Regions from separate parts of the Homo sapiens genome. Here region 2 is linked to region 1. The links are chromatin loops, found by intact Hi-C in ENCODE. Cell type or tissue: A673. All regions are shown on one strand. Each heading gives the region's core, and the rest is flanking DNA. Links, peaks and the distances in the headings are about the cores only.

Region 1 (12,092 bases), core at 1,880-9,879:
TCTGCATAGTGACCAAAGAGGGCATCAGGGAGGAAACTGTTTCCTTAAGGAAGGACTGATCTGTGTGCTCTTATCACCAATCAGTTCAGACCTGGTTGATTTTGTACTTTGGAACTGTACCTTGGATGGTTTTGTTTATTAAAAGAGAAACCTGAAGTACTCATTTTGCTATAACTTGTCTTCTCTAAGCAGGACAGATATAGGAAGTAGAATTTCTTTTAATTTTCTTCATTTTTCCCACCCTTTTCTATTTTTCTGAGATTTTTTTTTTTTTTTTTTTTTTTTTTTTGCATTTTAAGTAATGAAAACAGGTCATGTTAATTTTCCCTTACACTAATGAGGTAGGAATTTCTCTGTAAAAGTTGACCTTTTGAGCAAACTTATCTTATGAAGAGGGCTCTGGTGTTTACGCAGCCAGCTTGCCTGAAGGGACCTTTAAACCATCCAGAAGGGAGAGTATTTACTAGGGTTTTATTAAGACTCTAATGGTTATAAATGAAATATCTTAAGATTTTTCACTTCTGGGACTGTTAAGCCATCTGGAATAGCTATTTTGGAGAAAAATCTTCAACCAAAATAAAACTGTAAAAAAAAAAAAATAGGCCTTTATACAAGCTGTAGCCAGAAATCTGGGATAATTTTTACAAGCACTTTAGTAATGTTATAATTGAGACCTAAGTTTTGATAGAGCCAAAATTTTTTAGATCTATTAAATACATTTTAACTCCATTATAATATTTGAGTAATTTTCTTGTTATTGAACAAGTCAAATTATATGTAACATGGGAGTTATTGTATGCTTTGTACCAGAACAACCTGTGGTATAAATGGAATTTTACTAAGTTAGTGGTTAATCTTAGATACCACTTTTGTTTATTTTGCCTTTTATAAATAATTCAAATTATCGAAAGCTGCTAGTAGATACACATTGTAAACATTTATTGCACAAACATCAATACTGTCACTCACTATCCCAGGCATTGGGGACACAGTGGTAACACCTGGTTCATCTCTTAACAGTGTCTGTATGAGGATTCTCCAAAGACTCAGAACCAATAGGATATGTTTGTATATAGAGAGAGATGAGAAAGGGTTTATTAAAGAAATTGGCTCACTCAGTTATTGAGACTGAGAATTCCCATGCCTGGCTGTCTGCAAGCTGGGGAGCCAGAGAAACTGGCAGCATGGCTCAGTCCAAGTCTGAAGGCCTCACAACCAGGGAAGCTGATGGTATAACCCTTGAAGTCCTGAAAATAAGGAGTTGGGTGTGAGGGGTTGCTAATCAAGTCCCTGGCTCGAGGAGAAAGACAGTGAATTATTTGCCTTTGCCTTTTGGTTCTATCTGGGCTCCATTCAGTTGGATGGTGCCTGCTCACACAGGCTGATCTGCACTCAGTCCACAAACTCCTAGGCCAGTCTCCGGAAACATCCTCACAGACAAACCCAGAAGTAATGCTTTACCTGCTGTCTTGATATCCTTTAATCCAGTCAAGTTGACACCTAAAATTAACTATCCCAATGTCCCAACTAAAAACTGTAGAGTATCCCAATTTCAAATCTACATTTTTTCTTCTTTATATACACTAGGTATATTCTTATTCTAAAGGATTTCCCATTTTGGAATTTTCTGTTTATATAAAGTTGTGTATCTAGGATTTTCTATAAGGTTCTCACCTCCCAAGGTGTATAGGGAAGTTCTACAAATTGAGTAATGATTGATGGCACATAATTAGTGTTCCATGATGTTTTTTTACAACCTTCAGCTAACATTGTTTTAATCCAGTATTGCTGTAGACTTTGAACATGGTCTTAGTTTTGGAGTGAACACGACTTAGTCCAGAATGTGTTTGGCATATGGCTCCTAGAGCTAACCTGGCTACTAGTTATTTGGGTAGTTTTATAGATCATTCAGGCACATTCCTTGTGTGAAAAGAAAACCTTTGATAAACATTAGAAGTATGATTCATTCTTAAGAGTTAGGCTTGAAGATTCCAGTGAGAAGCTGCTGATGTAGAGACTTTCTCTTCATTACTGCCTGCAAGGGGATTGGAAGTATCTGGTAATATTACAAGTGATTGATGGAAAACTGCTTGAGAGGTTGGCCATGACTCCATTTATACACACAGAATGCACGTAGATGTTTGGATTTGTCTTAATTATCCGACAGATGGCATAAATACTTTCCGGCAGTCTGCTCAGTGGGGCTGTGCTGACTTGGGAGGTTAGAAACAAACTGAGCCCGTGACTGCCAGGTACCACTCGTGTCTCCATATTTCCCATGCAGCAATAGCTCCTGCTGTAGTCACAGTGACTTTGCAAGCCTACCCAAGGGGAATGTAGACAATTTAGTAGGAAAATAATATTTCTTACCAAAATGTCTTGGCCAAGCACAGTGGCTTACGCCTGTAATCCTAATACTTTAGGAGGCTGAGGTGGGGAAATCACATGAGCCCAGGAATTTGAGACCAGCCTGTGCAGCATGGCCAAACCCCCTCTCTACAAAAAATGAGCCAGGGATGGTGGCACATGCCTGTAGTCGTAGTTACTCAAGAGGCTGAACTGGAAGAATCACTTGAGCCCAGGAGGTCAAGGCTGCAGTGAGCTGTGGTTGTGCCACTGCACTCCAGCCTGGGTGATAGAGCAAGACCCTGTCTCAAAAAAAAAAAAAAAAAAAGGCATAATTATTACCCTGATAGGTTTCCTTTTTCTGCCTTTCTGTACCTGTTACCTGGGTGAGCACTTAATGGCCCAAAAGTGTATTAACATGCTTTCTGATTCTAGGTCTCTCATTCCTTGTATTTGTGAATTTCAAACTGTAACTGGAAGATTCCCTGTATCAGAATTACGTAGAGCACTTGTTCAAAATGAACTCCTAGGTTCAATAGACCTATTGTCCCAGTCTCTGAGCTAGAAATCCCAGGTGATTCTTATGCATACACAATTTGAGAACTTCTTTAACTCCTCATCAGACAGGTTCAATCAGAGAAGCCCTAGGAGACATAAAAAGATTTATTACAGAGTTCGGCCTCACATAAGAAGAGCTGATTAGATGATCTATATAAGCCTGTTTCTGTTTGGTGCTAGGAGCCTAAAACCCATAGCACAGGCTGTCAAAGGGGCGATGGTGCAAAAGGAGGAGGGTCAACAGACTGGATTGTGACCTGGGACCATGGGGGACACCTGTGGCAGTCCCACTACCTTAGAACTTTCACTTAGTGATCAGGTACTGGCCTCCTTTTTCATGGCTAGACATGCACCTGGCCCAAGAGCTTGGGAGAAGTTGCAGAAGGGCCTGACAGGAGCTTAAGGAGCTGGGACCCCATATGCAGCCCATGCCGCCAGGTGAGTCAGCAGGTAAAGAACACGCGTGAGCGGTGACAGCCCATCATGCTCTGCTCAGCAGCACAAGAGCAGATGGCTGCTGCCTCACTGCACCTTCTGCATCTTAGGCTCCTTTCTCTGAGTGCAAACCCACCAGAGCTGTTCAGTACCCATCGGTGGTCTTCATTACTGCACGAAGTCCAAGTCTTTCTCCGCTTTGTGAAATTAATTCAAACTTAAAGCTGTTGGAACTTCAAATTATTCTGAGCCTTGAAAGACATGTGGCTATGCAGAGCCTGAGTTATGCGGCATGCAGGCGCAACTTCTGCCTTTTCCCCTGTAAACAAGACAAAAAGGCACCAGACATAAGACCCCTCAAATCACTACTCCTCCGCACAGAGTAATAAAGTAATCTTGGAATGAGCAGCAATCTATAACCAATCAAATTGCTGTGGCGAATGCACTGGTCTTGTATGGAAAATGTGATCCTGCTAAAATTTCTAAGTGAAACCTTAACTTCTCCACTTTGAAACATTAACCTTACTGGTTTAGAGTCAGTGTTTCCAGGTGGCCATTCTCAAGCTCTGCACTCGAATTAACCCTCTACTTAATCATATTTTCTAAATCTCATTATTTAAGGTTGATAGTTTTCAGATCCCTCCACGCCATCCTCGCCTCCCCCACCCAACTCCCTACCTCTTCAACATACTTCTTTAACTAGCTGGGCTGCTTTGTTAAGTGGGTGTGATATTCTCATTCTTCAGTGATTCAGCTAACATTGTCTGACTTTGTGTACTGTCCCCTTGAACTTTATAAATCATACTCTTAAAGTCCAGATCAAGTTTTATTTTCTCTATTGAGATTTTCCCAACTTTTCTAGATTTTATGAATTTCTTCTGAGCGTCTATTAACTTGATACTTGTAGTTTATATTAAATATGAATGCAATTGTTTGCTGTTATTTCTTAAATATTGCCCCTCCCATTTACTTTTCTTATATATCCATTATACGAAGTCTGAACACATAGGAGGCACCTAAAACCTATAAAGAGACATGGAACTTGTTTAAAGGACCCAGGAGTGATCCGTTTGTTAGTGTTGATTGAAAATCCATCCTGCTGCCTACTTCTGGTTGTGAGAGAAACATTAAATCTGTGAGCAGTGCAAACTTCTTTCCATCCCTCCTCTGGAGTTCCTAGCAGCAGGCCTGGGTCTAAACGTGGGAAGGAGCTTCAAATCTTTTATTTCAAGTTGTCACTTCTATGGAGGGGTAGTAGCTCTGTCCATGGGCAATTTGGAATGTTGGAGGAGCCTGAAGGCAAGTGGAGTTAGGAATACAAGTGTCTCACCCTTGAGTTCCGCTCAGCAGAATGAAGAGTATGGGTGCACTGCTTCACCCACAGGATTGCGCTGATTTATCTGTTGACATACTGTGCTAGTTTTCTCCCTAGACCGGGAGGACCGATAGTGTATGTGGGTGCATTTCAAGGCAGCCACTTTGTATGGCCACTATGTCCAATGAAAGGAGAGGCCTGTGGCCCCACTCTTGTCATGAGCACCCTCCCAGCCAGGCTCGGTGTCTTGTGCCTCCTCCGCCAGACAGAGCTTCATGTGCATCTGCTCCACTCTTGAATGAGTTTAGCTGCCAATTTGCTCTCCCTTGTCTGAATGGCTCCTGGAGCTTGTGAATCATCTTTGAAAAATATTTCTATAATGGGAAAATATTTTAAAAACAGCATGGGGCGTGAGCAGATGTCCACAGGGCTGATTGTTAGAAAGTATAGGTGATCGAAAGTGTGATCCTCCCACTTTGTCCTCAAGCTGACCAATGGCCTGACCTCTTCTGCAGTGAGAAGCTGCTGGAGAGTTGGCTGAGGGTCAGGAAATCAAGGGACCTTCATTCTTCAATGAAAGCCAGGCTCCACATCACCCTCCAAGAGGCCGCCAGATGGCAGTGTTGACTCATCCAGCCTCTGTGAGAACCACAGTTTTCTAATGCTCAGAAAACTGCTACCACAGTTTTCCAGTGCACAGACTTTACTGAGTGACTAGGAAGGGGCCTTGAGCCTAATCATTAATCCTGTTTTATAACCTGGAAGGAGGTACACCTTGTTGCTGTCCTAAATCTCAGCTATTCCTCAGATCAAAGCGGAAAGGACAGAAGGAGATAAACCCAGCAAAATTGGTAGTAACCTATGCTGGAGGTGTGCAAAATTGGTAGTAACCTATGCTGGAGGTGTCCTAGGTGTATGCAGGGGTTGGGAGGTGGGTGGGTGGGGGAGAGGGAAAGGGGGAGAGAGAGAGAGAGAGAGAGAGACAGGGAGAGAGAGAGAAAGAAGAAGAAGGAGGAGGAGGAGGAGAGAAGGGAGCAGGGGACTGGTTGTGGTTTGGAGAGACAAAAATCAGAACACAGAATTTTTTTGGAGCTATATACTTTCATAAACAAGGAAACTAATGGACAGAGAATACATTAAAGTGCTCTGTGCAGGCTGCTGACTAGTGGCAGAACAGATTAAGACTCAGTGTTTAGTTTTTCTACTTCTCTCTCTCTCTCTGGGTTTCAGTGTTTAGTTTTTCTGCTTCTCTCTCTCTCTCTCTTTCTGGGTTTTCTTTGTTTTGTGCTATCAAGTTCTTCTTATTTCTTTTACTTCAATAAATTTCTTTCAAATGAATCTAAATGTTATGATCTAAGGACACAAGTTGATAAATGCAATTAAGATTCTTGGTTGAAGATTTTGTGTAGGTGGTATTAGTAGAAAGTATCCACAAAGTCATGGAGCAAAATCTCAGATTTACAAAGTTCTAGGTCTGCCTTGGCCTTCCAAAGTGTTGGAATTACAGGCATGAGCCCCTGTGTCTAGCCTTATATTGACATTTTTCACTTGCATTTTAGAATTGATTGTTGAGAACCCCTTGAGTGACCTAGGTCAAGAGACTGCTGATCTGTCTGTGATGGGTTTGATATTTTTTTCTCCTCACCAAAAATGCTAAGAACATTCATTTACAAAACTGGAGACATTGGTAAGCTCTTACCTTTCTCATCCTGTGGGACTGCACCAGCCTGTCTTACTGCTTCCTGGGAGGTTCTATGCACAAATTCTCTGGGACCTTCTCAGGTTAGGCAAGACCTCCAGAAGACCTACCAGCTATCTTGCTCCTGAAGTTCAAGGCTCTGAAAGCCTTAAATGTCATGAAGCATGAAGCATTTCCAGGAAATTTGTGGTTTTCTCTTGAAACTTCCCAAAGAGAACTTTTTCTGAAAACTGTTTACAGCAATTTGATGGAGACCAGCATTTCCGAGGGCCCAGAGGAAGGATCAGAGAACAAGGACAGTGACAGGGGGATTTGGTCATGAGAGTCAGAGGCCCGTGTGATTTGCAATACTCCTTTCTGGAAGCTCTAACGAATATGAATAATCAAAGATGCCATTACTGCATAACAAGAGCATTGGACACTAAAATATAACTTTTCCGAGAAATTGAAATTTGCTTATTTATGTTGTTTATTTAGGGGTATGGTCAGGGTATTTTATTCAGACACTTAGTGTGCTCAATTTATTCATTTTTTCAACAGTATTTCTGGAGCTCCTATTATGTTCTAGGCACTATAAAGACACATGCACACGTATGTTTATTGCGGTACTATTCACAATAGCAAAGACTTGGAACCAACCCAAATGTCCATCAGTGATAGACTGGATTAAGAAAATGTGGCACATATACACCATGGAATACTATGCAGCCATAAAAAATGATGAGTTCATGTCCTTCGTAGGGACATGGATGAAGCTGGAAACCATCATTCTCAGTAAACTATCGCAAGGACAGGAAACCAAACAATGCATGTTCTCACTCATAGGTGGGAATTGAACAATGAGAATTGTTCAATTGTTCAATTGGCAATGCAGGGCCTGGGAAGGAGCTTCCTGCAGGCCGAACAGAAACAAAATGACACTTCCCTCCATTCTAAGCCAAATAACCTAGTGGTTCCTGTATGTGCCTCAGAGTGAAATTGAAATCCTAACCCTGAAGTCATTTTGTAGAGGCCTTAAGCTTCTTGTTGTGAGATGTTTCCTGGTTCCCTTCAGAAAAGGGCTCTGACAGGGTTTAGCAGAACTATTGATGGACGACTTGGCATGAGTACATCTGGATACATCAGAACTTTGTCACAAGAGTGGTGTTTTAGTTTTAAATTCCTTAAATAACCAATAATTGGGACATGGTTAAGTAATTTATGAAATGTTCACTACATGAAATATTTTCTGGCCATTAAAAGTGGTGGCCATGAAGACCTGGCAGCAACATGTCAGAATATTAACGCAGAATGCTAAATGAAAATCAAGAGTCCAGAATTGTACACAATGACTGCAGGTGTGTGAAAACATGAAAATGCAGACGAAGAACATCCAAATTAATGTAGTGGACTGGCCCCCTATAAATGAACCAGTGGACTGGTTCATTTTATTGACCATTTTAGGACAAGACTTTATACATTTGGAATTCTATATTTAATAGCACCCCTTGAATTTTTGCATGATTTTAAAAGACCAACCAAACTTCTTATAATACTTAAGTTTGATTGTGGCTGCAATCTAGCAATCAATTTAATGAAAAATATCTAACTGGAAACTTTGAGTTGATAAAAAATCTGTTTGATAGATTATTTCACTTTTAAATAGCCTGTTGCTATCAATAGATACATCTGATCATCTCCTAATTAGTAAATAATGAAGACTGTTGTTTTCATAAGTATTAATAAGCCACAGATATTCTGGGATGGGTTGCTGGCAGGAGGAAGATGTTGACTTGCTAACTGAGGAGTATGAACCCGGTCAGTGCTGCTTCTGTACATAAAGACTGTTAGTTTAGATGATGGCCTCACCAAAATAATATTCTGATTTGTCTGCTTGATTATGAAGGTGCACAATTAGCAAGAAAAATCTGAGACTTTTTAGACAGACGTATACAAAACCTCTGGGTTGTCTTGAGAAAACCCAGAAAACCGACTTCTCTCAGGCTTCATGAAGGGGAAAAGGTGTTTTAACCTTTAGCACATGTTACAAAAATCTAATACGGCAAAAGATATTGAGAAGTGGAGAGTTTCACTAAAAATTATTGGGCTAATAAATGCTTAGAGCCAATATGTACACACAACACACACACACACACACACACACACACACACACACAAAGGAAAAAGCTAATGGAAAACAACTAAGCCCTATTTTATTCCGTTGGAAGCCGTGAGCAATGCCAAGTGTCCACACTTAAAAATGAGATACAAACACGTTTTCTCTCATGTTTTTCACAAATTTGAAGGAAACAATTATCAGTCAAGACTTGTCAGAAGATTTGGTATAAATTTAAGGGCATATTTACTTTCTCTTGTCACTTTAACAAGTTTATGTTGTCCCGTGTCCCTTATAAATCTGCTAGAAAAATAAGTTTGGAATTTCAAAGTAGAAAAACCTTGGAAATAAGATCTTCAGTGGCTTGAAGTTTACACCCAGTCTGGAGCTAGGGCCTCCACATGCATCAGCACATCTCATTCTTGTGTGAAAATTTTTAAATTGATATGTAGTATTTGTACATATTTACAGGGTACATGTGATATTTTGTTATTGCATAATGATCAAGTCAGGGTATTTGGGGTGTTCAGCACCTTGAGTTCATCACCTTTCTATGTGTTGGGAACATTCCAAGTCCTGTCTTCTAGCTATTTTGAAATATGCAAATATTGTTGTTAACTGTAGTCACCCTACTCTACTGTCGAACAACAGATCTCACTCCTTCCATCTAACTGTCTGTTTGTACCCATTAATCAACCTCTCTTTCTCCTCTCCCCCACACATACCACCTTCCCACCCTCTGCTAGCGACCGTTCTACCTTCTACTCAGCACATCTCATTCTGACTCTTCCATCTGATGTGAGCAAGTCTGTCCTGAATTAGAGCTGTTTTCTAGAGGGCAAGATCTTATCTTTGTTTATTATTTAAAGTGTCCAGCACGCTTTGATTTATTACTAAGCACGAGCTATTTTTTACTTGAATTTCTATAATGCTTTGTTATTCATTCGTGTTTTTTATTATGGAAATGTCAAATAAGCCCCTTGTATATTTCACCCACCACTATTCATGGTAATCTTATTATCGTTGTTTATTTTGAAGTAAATCCTATAATTTTATTAGTAAATATTTTAGTGCTCCTAAAAGATAATGATCGCATTTAAAAATATAATCACAGTATCACAATTGTACCTTTAAAAATTAACTATAATCCCTCAACATTCAATATGCAGTCCATGTTCAAATTTCCTTGATTGTCTCATAAATGTCTATTAACATGTCATTCAAATCTGGAAACAAGCCTTTTTATCTCTCTCTCTCTCTCTTTCCTTGAAATTTACATGTTGAAGAATCCAAGTCGTTTGTCATGCAGAATCTTCCACATTCTAGATATAAATGATTGCATTCCTGTAGGTTCTGTCCTGTCTTTTCCTATAAATTGGCAGTTAAATTTAGAGGCTTGATTAGATTATGTTCAATTTTTCATCAATAAAGCAACTTATGTTCATATAAATCTTATCATTGCTTAGATGAACAAATTAGACCTGTTTCTTTTTCTTTTCTTTTCTTTTTGAGAGAAGGTCTCCCTCTGTTGCCCAGGCTGGAGTGCAGTGGTATAATCATGTCTCACCGTAGTCTCTACGTCCCTGGGCTCAGTGGTCCTCTCACCTTAGCCTCCTTAGTAGCTGGAACTACAGGTGTGTGCCACTATACCTGGCTAATTTTTGTACTTTTGGTAGAGACAGAGTTTCACCATGTTGCCCAGGCTGGCCTGAAACTCCTGGGCTCTAGGGATCCACCCCCCTCAGCCTCTCAAAGTGCTGGGTTTATAGGCATGAACCACAGCACCTGGCCCAGACCTGTTTGTATTGGTTAAATGATAATGTACTAGAGGAGAAATCTTTTTTGTGATATGACATATCTCAAAGTATCATTGATTTTTGAGTTTGTGTCAATATGAGATAAACTTTAGTTTCTAAAAATAGCCACAAACTTTCTTTAGATCACAGAATCACAGATTCCACTTGGGCAGGACTTGAGCCTCTCACTCATGTAGGGCCCCTTTCCACCTTCCTGGAGGTATGGTCACCTGTCCTTTGCGTGACCAAGTCGGGATGAGGAGTTAGTTACACGCAGACAGGCCACTGGTAAGTCTCTCACAGTATTCCAGCTTTTCCTTCAAGGCATTTTTCTTCTAGGGTTGTTGTCTATTTTGTTGTTGTTGTTGCCTGTTTGTAACAGGTTTCTATTCTATCGTGTTACCCTGCTCTGTGTTAATAATATAAATACCTAACAAATTTTCTAGACTATCTAGCCCTTTAACTGAGGGTTTTTTTTTCTTTTTCTTCTGATTCTTTTTACAGCTAAGCCCCTATACTTAACACTCTCTTTTCTCTGCTCCTGATGGTTAACACCTTGATTTACATACTTTATTCAAGGGATAATAGTAATACTGTATTGCTATTAGTCTCAGTCACCTCTGTGTCATCTTTCCTACTGCTGTGTTGAGACTATTTTGGGGAGTGTGCCTCAGCGACAGCTGTGAGCCACATTTAACCCACCAGCTGAAGTCTTGCAAAGTGCCCTTCATGTTCCCGCGTGTACAGATGGCTCTGCCTGATACTAATGGCAGCAGCAGGGTAAATGTGACTGAGGCGTCTTCTGGGGAGGCTCAGGTGGTCCAGGTTCCCTTTTAGAAACTTCAGAGTCAAGCTATTCGTAGTGGTGACTCTTGTACGCTCCAGCTGCCTGGCCTGTTCCCTACCCATGGGGGCTCAGATCCCTGATGGCCTTAAAAGGAGAGGGCTTGAGAAAAATGCCACCCTGAGTCAGGGTGTGGGCTGCACAGGCCAGCAGCTTGTCTCTGAGAGTGATGCCAAGGGAGTGGTTTGCAGGAGAGAGAGAGGGTTCTCCAAGATATCAGCCTCAAAATAGCCTGGCCATCCTGAACTTCCCTTAATAGCCTGCCACAGATCAATCACCCACAATCTAGGGAAAGCCTTTGTAAGCCTATTTGGACATTATGCTTGTGCTGCCTTGAAGAGCAATTGAATTCCACCTATTATTCTGAGGCATAAGATATTTTTCCGTCCTATTTTCCTAAAACTAAAGCTATCTCTAAGTTTTGAGAGTATCCTCTTGCCTCTGTGGCCTGGGAATGGTGGAATGTGATGAGAGTGACAGGGTGGCAGCTGCACCCAGGATGCTGACTCGGTGTCACTGTCGGCTTCAGTTGATGTGGCCACCACACGTTAACCACGTGACATCAGTTTCTGGGCAGAAGTTAAGTGTCTTGCCTTCTGCAGTAGATTTTATCTCTAAGAATTGTCCAGAAAAGGAAAAGCCTGTTTATCTCAATTTCCTCTGTGATTATATTCCAAAATAAGCTTCCATAGGAAAAACATTCTATGCAAGTGTGGCAGATGGCCTGGGCTAGGCCACAGCGATTCTCCCTTCCTTTAGAGAAGTACAGCCGTGTCAAGTGTGTGTCCCCGAGGATTGCATTAAGGAAGACTTTAAGAAGAGTTATAGATTGGAAGGGAATTTATGTGATTTTTCCCTCCAGAATGCATCTGAGCAGGGCTCACTCAGCAGGTGGATGACTTGGGGCCTCAGAGAAACCCTGGGTTTTCCAAGGAGCCCTGAATGTTTATAAGACATCAGGTTAGAACAGGAGTCCAGGGGCGATATGTTAGAAAACCTAACAA
Region 2 (12,092 bases), core at 2,598-10,597, 700 kb after region 1:
GGGCAGGCTGGGAGGTGGCCAGCACAGGCTCTGGGGTCCCTCAGCCCCTGCATGTGAAGTCCAGGAAGCTGCACTTCTCATCAGCACCCAAGGGACCCCAGAGCCGGTGGGCAGAACACAGGACACCTGTGTCAGCTGCTGATGGCTGCTGTGGCGGGTGACACAGACTCAGGCCTGTCCTAGCATTCTGTGGGCCAGAAGTCGGAAATGGTCTCACAGGCTGAAATCAAGGTGTCGGCAGGGCTGTCTCCTGGAAGCTTCAGGGGTGACTCCTGTTTTCCAGCTTCTAGGAGCCGCTGCGTTCTGGGCTCATGGCCTGTCCTCCCTCTTCAGACCAGCAATGGTCAGTACAGCCCTTCTGATGTGGGTGTCTTCCGAGGTGAAGGGCCCTGGGATCACAGCGGCCAGCCTGACAACCCAGGATCAGCTCCCTACTTCAGGGCGGGCGCTTGGCTACATTAATTCCAGCTGCCTGAATCCCTCTTTGCCATGTGCAAGACACATTCCCAGGATCTGAGGATTAAAACACAAACATTTTGGGGGCCATTATTCTTCCCACTACACATCCTAAGAGGATTTTAAGGTGAAAGCATCCAAAACTGCAGAGGAAAATGATGCCAGTAGCTGGCGAGAATGACCCGATTTCTCTGTGGGATTGGCCCAAGAAGTCTGTGCTTTGCACACAGTAGGTGCATCATAAAGATTTATTGTTGGGAAAAATTACGACAGTCTACAATGAGGACAAACATTTCTTAGGCTAATATATGACTAATAATAAATCAGGACATGTTTTTAGCTCAAATAAAGAATGTTCTTCCCAATTTTTTCATTCTTTTCATGTGCTGTCCTTATAATATCTATGGGGAAGTTTCTTCCAACGTTCTGCTCATTTTCTAAGTTGGGTTGTTTATTTTCTTATTGTGGAGTTTTGAGAGCTCTTTTTATACTGTCAGATATCATGATTGGAAACTGGTTTCTTCCAGCCTTCTCTTAAATATGTCTTTCATGAGCAATGGTTTTTAATTTTAATACAGTTAAATGTATCGATTTTTCCTCTTCTGCATCGTGATTTTGGTGCTGAATCTGGAAATCCTTTGCTTAACCCCAGGCAACAAAGATTTTCTCCTATAAAGTCTCCTAAAGTTTTAGTTTTATGTTTTACATTTAGCTCTGTAGTTCAATCTCAGTTAACTTTTGTAGAAGGTTTGAGGTTTAGAGCAAGATGGTTGGTTTGCTTGTACTGGCATATGGATGCCCAGTTTTTCACACCATTTGTGGAAAAGTCTATCCTTTCCCCATCGAATTGCCTTTCCACCCTTTTCAAAGGCCACTGGACAATATTTGTGTATGTAGATTTCTGGGTTCTCTATTCTGTTCGTCTGATACGTGTTTCTGTCCCCGCCAATAACACTGTCTTGACTAATGTAGCCTTATGTTAAGTATTAATGGCAGGCAATGTGAGTCCTCCAACTTTTTTTTTCTTTTTCAAAATTATTTTAGCTATTTTAGTTTCTTTGCCTTTCATGTGAATAGCAGAATGAGCTTGCCTATATCTATTTTTTAAATCCTGTTGGAATTTGTATTGAAATTGTGTTACATCAATAGATCAATGTAGACAATATTGACAAATAACTAAGTTCTGTCTTCCAGTTCATGAACACAATGTGTCTCTCAATTTATTTAGATATTCTTTGATTTCTTCCATCAGTGTTTTGTAGTTCTTGGCTTATAAAGCCTCTATGTTTTGCTGGGTTTATACCTAATCATTTTTTGTCCCTATCGTAAATGGTGTGTATGTGTGTACAAATGTGTGTATGTGTAGTTGTGTGTTTAAGTTTTCAGCTGTTCATTGCCAGTATATAGAAATATGATTAATTTTGAATGTTGACATTCTATCCAGCAACCTTGCTAAACATACCTATTAGTTCTAGCAGCCTTTTTTGTACATTTCTTGGAATTTTCTACATAAATAATCACATCACCTATGAACAGGGACAGTTTTTTTTTTGTTTCAACTGCATGCCTTTTAATTTCCTTTTCTTGCTCCATTTGCTGGCTAGGGTTTACAGTGTGATGGTGAATAAGAGTGGTGAGAATGGACACCCTTGCCTTGTTCCAAATCTTAGGAGAAAACCCTTTGCTCTGTCACTATCTTGATATCAGCCATAGTGAATTTTTTTTTAATAAATACGCCTTATCAGGTTAAGGAAATTCCCTTCTCTTCCTAGTTTGCTGAGAGTTTTTGTCATGACTAGATGCTGAATTTTGTCAAATGCTTTTTCTTCATCCGTGGACAAAATCACATAGTTTTTTTTTTTAGTCTGTTAATATAGTGAATTGCATTGATTGATTGTCAAAAGTAGAACCAGCCTTGCATTCCTGGAATAAGCCCATTTCATTGTGATGGATTATTTATTTCATATAGTGTTCGATTTGATTGGCTGATATTCTGTTGAGAATTGATGATGATGAGGGCTGCTGGTCCATAGTTTCTCTTCTTTCCCTGGTTTGGGCATCAAGATAATACTGGTTTCATAAAATAAGTTAGTGCTCCTTCCTCTTCTATTTTCTGAAAGACTGTATACAGTTTCTGATATTTCTTCTTTGAATGTTTAGTAGAATTTTCCAGTGAGATCATCTGGACCTGGAGTTTTATTTTTGGAAGATTTTTAACTAAAAAATCAATTTCTTTGATACAGAACTATTTAGTTTATCTATTTCTTGTTAAGTGTGTTTTAATAGTGTGTGGCTTTTAAGGAACTTGGCCGTTTCATTTAACTTCTCAAATTTAGGTGCGTAGAGTTGTTCATAGTGGTCCATTACTGTCATTTTTATGTCGGTTGTGTCTATAATGCTATCATCTCTTTCAGTCTTAATATTGATCATTTGTTTTCTCTCTTTTCTCTCTGTCATTTACCAGTTTGTTGATATTTTTAAGAACTGTTTTGAATTCATTGATTTTCTTTCTTGTTTTTCTGTTTCCAATTTTCATACAGTTCAAATTTTTTTCTAATTTCTTTGAAATGTAAAATTGACCTATGCATTATCTAAGTGTGTCATTTAGCCTTCAAGTAGCTGGAAGTTTCCCCAATATCTTTTTGTTATTAATTTCTAGCTTAGCTTTATTGTGGTCAAAAGCATGCTTTGCATGATTTCAGATCTTATAAAATTGTTAGAGCTTTCAATGACCCATGGCATGATTTACCCTAGTGAACATTTCACGTGCCCCTGAGAACGTGTGTGCTGCTATTGCTCGGCAGCGTGTTCTGCACATGTCAAGTGAGTCCAGGTGGTTGGTGATGCTGTTCAGTTCTTTATCCTCCTTCTAGAAGATTTTCTGTTCTATTCTAACCATGACTGATAAAGGAGTGTTGAAGACTCCAACTACCAACTACAGTTATTAATCCATCATTTCTCCTCTCGGTCCCACCAGTTTATGTTTCGTATATTTTGAAGTTCTTCTGTCACGTGCATACTCAGGACGGCAACGTCTGCTTGTGGACCTGACCTCTCACCATCATGCAGTGCCCTTCCTCATCAACCACAATCTTCCTGGCTCTGATGTCTATCTCGTCTCTGCAGCCACCGAAGCTTTTTTATTATCATTAATGTTTATGTGGTGCATCTTTTCATCCCCCTACATCATTATATTTAAAGTAGGCTTCCTGGAGACAGCACAGTTTGGTCTTTTTAAAATATCCAATCTGATCATCTGGTTTTTGATTGATATGCTTAAGCTACTTATATTTAATTTAGTTACTGGGGTGTTTGGATTTAAGTATGTCATTTCATGATTTGTTTTCTGATTGTGTCTTACATTTTTTTAATCAATTTCCCCTTTTATATCTCCATTTGGATTCTTAGAATAGTTTTAATATTCCATGTTAAGGGTCTATTGGGGTCTGGTTTATATCTCTTTGCACAGCTGTGTGGGTGTGTGGTTCACGTACGAATTACAATTTACACAATTAACTTTTCACAGTCTACTGAGGATAACATTTTGCTGTTTCATGTGGACTACAGAAGCCACTTCCACAGCGGCCTCCATGCCCTCCGCTGGCCCCGTGCCCTCCCCTCTGTGTGGACCTCTGCGTTAGCTGAAAAGACCAGTGTTATGGATGCTGCCTTCATTCCTCATACACACCGAGAAAAAGGCCTATTTTATTCACCCAGACATTTATCATTTCTGTCACTTTCCCTTCATTCCTGAAGTTCCAGATTATCCTTACTGTTTCTCTCTGCTTGAAGTTTCTGTGGCGCTTCTTTTATCACAGGTAAATTGGAAATAAATTCTTAGTTTGTCTTCATCTGAGACTGTCTGTATTTCACATTCATTGCTGAAAGACACTTTTGCTGGATATAAGGTTCAAGGTGCGTAGCTCTTTTCCTCCATGCTCTGGGCCTGCTGTGCCACTTTGAGGACTCCAGGGCTCCTCCTGAAGGTGAATCCACGCTCCTTTGGATTTTTGCTCCCTGTGCGTCACGTGCTGATTCCTCTGGCTGACTTTAAGATTTCTTCGTGTTTGGTTTTCAGCTGTTTTATTATGCTGTGTCTGGGTGAGGGACTTCTTTAAGTTTATCATCTTTGGGTGGCAGAATAAATTTCATAAGCAGCCTACTCATACTCTCTCAGATGAGTCATCACAATGTCTAATTGGCTAAAGGAAACTCTAGAGTCTTGAAGGAGTTACTATTTTCCCCCAAAATTAACTTAGAAGATCGAGAGTAATAAACCATTCTTACACATATATAGGTGCACTAGAAATAAAAAGAAAAAAAGAAATGTTTCTCTCTATTATTTTCGAGTAGGAAAAAAATGACAGCCTACATTTTAAGTCTGGGCCTTACATATTATTTCTGTGTACGGTGAAAGTGGAGGAAAAGGCCTTCTGTGTGATAATTACGGACAAGGTGCTTCTGGGGGGCTCACAGAACACAACAGTTAACAAGCGGGTGTCTTCACCAATCGTCATTACAGCTAATGTAGGCTGAGCAGTTCTTACACGGCAGGTGCTACACCCACCTCTTTACATGCACCCTCTCGTGTTATCCTTGGAACAACCTTGTGACCTTAAACATTATTAACCCCAATTTGCAGGTGAAATTGAGGCATAAGTAACTTTCCCAAGAACATACAACCAACAGATCCAAGAAGTCCATGTTCTTAAATCCCGACATGAACTCCTGTCACATCCTGAGAAGGCACTCATGCTGAGCAAGTTAAAGGAATCATCTCACCCTACCCACACATTAGCCAGGGGGGCCATTTCCTGTTTCATTTCCTATCAGTGTGTGTCTGTTCTTATTTGGAAAAGTAAAGGAGGCTTGGCTTAAACCAATCTATCCTTGAAGCCACATTTTAGAAGGGTAAATATTGCTTCTCATGTCACATGTTTGATCATGCTTCTAAACTAGCTGGGCAACCAGAGGCGCTGCCTCGGATCTGTGCTGCTCAAGGACACAGCTCTCCCTGTGGCTCTGGGTTCTGTCCCAATTCTCTCCCTCTGCTGCTCTTAAAAAGCCCTTATCCATTAGAGACACAGTAGTTACATAAAATTATATCTTTTGGGATGGCCAGAAAATACTCCAATCCAAAGAGAAAGAGAGATAGAGAGTGGGGACAGGCAGAAACTGATTAAACAAGTTGAGTCGTGAGTCAATAATTATTAGTCATAAGCCACTTAATTATTAATCAGGTGGTACTTGGTACATGGGAGTTCATTACACAGTCCTTTCTACATTTGTATGTACTCTTTAAACATCAAAATAAAAAGTTAAATTTTAAAACACAAATAGAAAACTAGTGTGTGTATAGATGTGTGTATCCATGTATATACCTGTGTGTATAAATCTGGTTTCTGCACTTACTGTTCTACTGAAATGAGTGGCTCTACGACGGCCCCGAATTTCCGAATCCTTGGGTCTGTTTTTAGACTTCTTCGCAACCAGTCGGCGGTGGACTCTGCTGATCTCTTCATTTATATGAACTGGCAACTCGCTGCCCTCTCACAGCTTTTGCGAGCTCCTTAATTTCTGCCGTGTTCTTGGTTTATTTGGAGTCAGGTTTCCTCTCCCCCATTTCTCACACGTTTTCCCTGAAGATGCTCTTCCGCTCACACGGCATCTACTGTTACCAAGTCTGAGGGAATTCCTGTTCTAAATCCCTTTTCAAAGCAGCAAATTGTGCTCTGAGGCAGCTCCTGTCCCTGGAGCAAAGGCTCTGGTCACTAAGGAGCGTTCTCGCGCACGTGAACAGCGCCCCCTGCCGTGGTGTGGAGATATTGCGTCATGGAGACCCTCCCTGCGCAGCTGCCGGCAGGACCCGAGTCTGTCCCCTACCTGGGAGACCTCTTGGCAACCAGGCAGTTTGCGGGGGTTGCTTCCTTGGCCCTTTCCACTCATCGGTGTTGAAGGGTTAGAGCAAACCAGCCGCCCTCAGCCACCAGCTCCCAGCAGATGAAGTCAGGGGTGTGAGAAGACGCTTCCTCATCCTTCTGTGACTCGAGGTATCTCTGCCCTTTGGGAAGCAAGAAGAACAGCAGCCGTTTCTGCCAGTGTCCTCATACAGCTATGGCTTCAGCAAGCCACGCGTGGTCATCTGTCAGGGTCTGGGAAGAGAAAGAAGCCACGGAAGCTACCAGAACAGATAATTCCCATGAGGGACTTGATGTAGGGAATCCGTAGGTAGAAGGTCCTTAACTGGGGGCCAGAGAGGAAGCTGCTGCCTCCCCAAGCTTGGAGGAAGAAAAGGAAGAGACGGACTTGTTCTCATTTTGACTCTTGAAGAAGGGACACATGGCCTGAAGAGGAGGCCCCAGCTGCTGTGAGGGTCTCGGAGGGAAAATTGCAAATGGGGTTTGGGAGCCACTGTGCAAAGTGAGTGAGCAGCCTTGCAGCTGTGGAGCATTGCAGGGATGCAGAGCCCGGCTGTGGCACTGAGAAGGCCGCAGGTGTCAGCGCCGGGCCCCTCCTCCTCCCGAGGGTGGGCAGGGCTGCGCTGCTGGAGGATGAACACCTGAGGGCTGGGCTGCTGCAGGATGCACTGCTCAGGTCACTCACTAGCGGGAGGGAGAATTTTAGGACTGACTAAAGTCTCCGGACACATCCTTGGCAAACACAGGGAAGATACGTGGTTAATGCTCCAGGCAGAATGCGCAAGCGTCCCAAATTCCTAGGCTGAAACCTCACCCACAAGGTGACAGTGTTAGGAGGTGGGGCCTTTGGGAGGTGATGAGGTTCGGAGGGTGGAGCCTCATGGTGGGATTAGTGCCCCTACAAAAGAGGCCCCAGGGAGCTGCCTTGTTCCTTCCGCCCCGTGGGGGCACAGCCAGAAGGCTCCATCTGTGAACCAGGAAGTCTGCCCAGACACCCAGACACTGGAGCAGGGATGTGGAAAATGCCAGGCATAGCCAGGTGATGGTGAGTGGCCCTCTGGGGGCCTGAGTCCAGGTGCCTAGGGGGTGGAGAAGGATCAGTCAAGGGAGCTGTGACCTAGGTGGGTGGCCAAGGCCTGTGATGCCACCAGGACTTAATGCTCTGGGCTGAGGATGCCATCGAAGGCACCTGAAACAATTTCTCTATTATAGAGAGAGGTGATCCTGGCCAAGGGACTAATTTAGAAGCAGCCAGTCTAATCTGACTAATGGCCAAGTAAGTGTCCTAAGCACTTGAAAAGCAGGCAAAACAGCAGCAGCAGAGGAAGATGGAGAAAAGTTCAGCCTGGACAGATTTGCCAAGAAGTTTGCAATCAGCAAATTCAGGGGGATTTTTTTTAAACCATAGTTTAAAATTTGTCTTGTTGCAAAATACAGATATACATATTTGAGTTACATGTGGGAGAGAATTGTAAGGTCTTGTGTGTGGTTAGGGCCCCTAAGTGTTTCCCTCTGGCCCTGTGGGCAGTACCCCACAGTTAGGAAGTCCAAGCCAGCAGGCCAGGACCCCCATGCTCACTTCTCTGCTGGCCTCAGTGGTGATGGAGCATTCACCTCTGGAACAGTGTCTCCTCTTGGCTTCCAGGCATCCTCCTGCCCCACCTCTCCCCCAGATGACTCTGTCCAGCCCTGCAGCTGAGGCTCACTCACCAGCCCTTGCTTGGCCCTGGCCCCTCCCCTGTGCTTCCTGCACCTGCATGGGACATGACAAGACACTCAGCTGAAAGCAGCCAACGCCCTCCTGTCCGTACCCCACTGCCCCCTTGTTTTGCCAAGCAAATGGCCTCACTGTCAGTCTACCCAATGTTTCAGGCCCGAACACGGAGTCATCCTCTGTCCCTTGGTTCTCCTCATCCCCCACCTCCAAGTACCCTCTGTGCCATCCTTTCCCCCACGCAGCTGTTCCAGCCCAAGCCACCTCGGCCCTGCCTGGACCACCAGGCTGGTCTGTCCCTGTGGTCTTTGGCTGTGAGCCTTTAAAACACAGTCAGGGGTTTGTTCCTCTACCCGGGCCCTTCACTGGCTTCACTTTGCCCCAGAAATAAACTCCAAAAGCTTTTCCAGGCATGTGTGGTCTGCAGGGGTAGCCCCCAGGTCTCCTTGCCACCCTGAAGTCTGAGACCTCACCTGGGCTCAGGGCTCCTTGGCTAGGGCCTGGCCACAATTCTCCAAGGGGCGCTCAGGTGGCCCCAGGGCCTTTGCACTTTTTATTCCCCCATTTCCTCCCTCCTTTAATTTCAATTTCAACCCAAAGACAGCTCAGAGGTGCCTTCCCCTAAGCCCCACCCTCACCCCCATCAGGGTGAGCACCCTCCCTGTGTCGCCCCCACCAGGGTGAGCACCCTCCCTGTGTCGCCCCCACCAGGGTGAGCACCCTCCCTGTGTCGCCCCCACCAGGGTGAGCACCCTCCCTGTGTCGCCCCCACCAGGGTGAGCACCCTCCCTGTGTCGCCCCCACCAGGGTGAGCACCCTCCCTGTGTCGCCCCCACCAGGGTGAGCACCCTCCCTGTGTCGCCCCCACCAGGGTGAGCACCCTCCCTGTGTCGCCCCCACCAGGGTGAGCACCCTCCCTGTGTCGCCCCCACCAGGGTGAGCACCCTCCCTGTGTCGCCCCCACCAGGGTGAGCACCCTCCCTGTGTCGCCCCCACCAGGGTGAGCACCCTCCCTGTGTCGCCCCCACCAGGGTGAGCACCCTCCCTGTGTCGCCCCCACCAGGGTGAGCACCCTCCCTGTGTCGCCCCCATCAGGGTGAGCACCCTCCCTGTGTCGCCCCCATCAGGGTGAGCACCCTCCCTGTGCACAACATTGACGTGCGTTCCTGTTGCTGTTTGTTTGTCCTCTGTAGGGTCCAGGAGAGCAGAGCCTTTGCTGAGTCCCAGCTTTACCCCCAGAGCCCACAACATGCCTGGTTTACAGTCGGTGCTGGATAAATGGGTTGAACTCATAAGGCTAAGGGAGGGAAGGGGTAAGGCAAGCTGCATACTTGTGGCCAGCAACCCTTAACTGGACTGCAGATGTGTTTGGGGCCTTTAAAAAAAGTTTATGTTAAAAGGGAGTTGTTTTCATGTTGGAACCCAGATGTGCTGGCCCGCTGCCCGCTGTACCTGCCATCTACTCACATCCCCGCCTGGCATCCCAGATGTGGGATTGGCTTGTGTGGAATATGAGAGCAGAGAGGAACGGGGTAATGGCAGGAGACTGGTGAGGCACAGCCCTTCCTTGAGGCTGAGGTGTCCGAGGAAACATCGTCCATCTGGGAGCAAGGCCCAGAAGGTCACACAGCCCTGGAAGTCACACCGCCCAAAGACACAGGCAGGGAGGAGGCAGACCCGCCCCCGGAGAATCCAAGGCAAATCCAGGCCAGCGACGAGGGGGCTCAGAAGAATCCCCCACAGAGGCCCAGGCAGGAAAGGAGGTGCATGGAGCTCCTACTTCTTAGCTGGGAACCGGGCTGAGTTCTGGCGCTCCAGGCAGGGAGACACCATGAGGCCTTCTTCAGAACCCTCCTATGCGGGAACAGCTAATGCACTTTTGAAGCAAACTCACCCACGGTCCCAAGAACAGACCCCAAATGTCTCACTCCATCAGTGATTCGTAACACTGGCTTCAAATTAGGGTCACTGGTGAATCAAAACAAAAAGTACCTGCGTCAGGGTCTTAGCTGGGATCAGATCAATTAAATCAGTTTCTGAAAGTGGGGTCTGGATTTAGGGGGTCATAGAACTTTCTGGGGGATTCCAATGAGCAGCCAGGACTAAAAATCCCTGGGCTTCAATATAAGGATCAGGGTGAGTTTTAAAAACATCTCCCAAAGCTAAAGAAGAGAGCAGGCAGTGGAGGAGAGAATAAAGAGAAGGATGGAGGGAGAGACAGGAGGAGGAATCAGAGTAAGCAGAGACTGAAGGCTGCTAAGGACCAGCAGGGACGCTGCAGATGGGGAGTGGGCGGGCCGGGGGCTGAGCTGCGTCTGTATTGGGCCCGCAGTCCCTCGCTGCTTGCTCCAAATCCTCCCCATCTGAATCTGAGAGCCCCCTCCCACCCTCTCTTCGCCTCAGGAAAGACACTGGAGGCTGCAGCGCAGTGATCAGGAAGAGCAGGCCAGCCTTGGTGTCCACCCCTCCCAGGCGTGTAGTCTGGGGCCCTTCCCATTGCCACCTCCCTTCCCCAGCTCTTTGCCGGTGTGGAAAGCGCCCTGGCGTCGACACTGTTTAGAGTGGCCCATTCTGTTTTCCTACTTCCATGCTTCATTCCCATCTCACACTGGGACATCACTCCTCCCCTAGTGTCCAGCACTGTGGCTCTTTTTATTTAAATGGCACACAGTAATTGTGATGTTCTGACACTTAGAGTGTATTGTGATGAAATCAGGGTAATTAGCATACCCACCACCTCAAGCATTGATGAGTTCATGTTGAGAACATTCAAAATCCTTTCTTCTGGTTGCTTCAAAGTATTGTTAACTGTAGACCCCTGCAGTGCTATGGATGCTAAAAATTATTCTTCCTATCTAGCTGTGATTTTGTATCAGCTAACCACCCTCTCACTCTCCCCAACCCTTCCCAAGCCTGGTAGCCACCATTTTACTCTGCTTCTATGAGATCAACTTTCTTTTAGTTTCCACATATGAATGAAACATGCAATATTTGTCTTTCTGTTCTTGGCATATTTCATTTAACATAATGTCCCCCAGTTCCATGTATGCTGCCATGAATGACAGGATTTGAACATTTTTCATGGCTGAGTAGTATTCTAATTTCTATCTGTACCACATTTTCTTTATCCAATAGTCTGTGGATGGACACCTGGGTTGATTCCATATCTTGGCTATTGTGAATCATGCTGCAATAAACATGGAGATAAAGTGTCTCCTTAGTGTACTGATTTCCTCCTTTTTTTTTTTTTGGATAAATCCCAGCAGTGGGATTGCTGGATCATATGGTAACTCTATTTTTAGTTTTTTGAAAAATCTCCACATTGTTCTCCATAGAGGCTGTACTAATCTACATTCCCCCCAACAGTGTGTAAGAGTTCCCTTTTCTCCACTTCCTCACCAGCATTTGTTACTCTTTGTCTTTTTGATAACAACCATCCTCCTGGTCGGTGGTGGTGGCGGGGGGCGGGTGTTGGTATCTCATTGTGATTTTGATTTGCATTTCCCTGATGATTAGTGTTGAGCATTTTTTCAGGCCTGTTGCCCATTCATATGTCTTCTGAGAAATGTCTATTCAGATTGTTTGCCCATTTTTAAATCTGATTACTTGTTTTTTGCCATTGAGTTGTTTGAGTTTCTTGTAAATTCTGGATAACTGTCCCTGGTTGGATGGATGGTTTGTAGATATTTTCTCTCATGAACTGGAGCCAAGGGAGTGAGACTGGATTTTGAAAGTTTCGTGAATTCAGCAGTTTCCGCCTCAGCCCCCTGTGTGGCTTGTCAGGACCATGGTGGGGGAGCAGACACCGTCCCTCGTACCCCCTCAGCCCCTTCCATCTGACACAGGTGGACACAGGCTGCCCACGAGCATTGAAAACAAGGATCCGCTCTATCAGAGTGACTCCATCTGATTACATCTGGTAATCACCAAACCTGAGGGATGATGAAGGCAGCTCCTCGAGAGGGTCGGCCCCCGGCTTCCCCATGGGGGCTCCCAGAGTCTGC

What was found. Hi-C counts contacts between places; a loop is a spot of excess contacts. Peaks named below come from ENCODE experiments on the same cell type or tissue, not always from the same donor. Only the 100,000 strongest peaks of a DNase experiment are listed, where the experiment ranks them.
Region 2: it touches region 1 in a loop (4-fold over the local background); 78 of 110 quality-filtered maps call a loop at or near these places.

The regions. Positions count from the first base shown.
Region 1 is chr6:170,523,187-170,535,278 of GRCh38, reverse strand. It overlaps PSMB1 (proteasome 20S subunit beta 1), which reads left to right. Exons shown (of 6, transcript NM_002793.4): 6 at 1-159. The coding sequence ends at 59. Among named protein-coding and RNA genes, the nearest start is that of PSMB1, 24 kb to the left of the region's middle. In A673, for the core only: a CTCF peak has its summit at 5,263 (motif pointing right); a DNase peak (open chromatin) is centred at 5,268.
Region 2 is chr6:169,825,994-169,838,085 of GRCh38, reverse strand. No RefSeq gene overlaps it. Among named protein-coding and RNA genes, the nearest start is that of LINC00242, 33 kb to the right of the region's middle. RefSeq lists an enhancer at 10,447-11,122. In A673, for the core only: CTCF peaks have their summits at 4,445 and 6,263 (motif pointing left); DNase peaks (open chromatin) are centred at 4,505, 5,265 and 6,215; H3K4me3 peaks cover 1,380 bases; H3K27ac peaks cover 2,162 bases.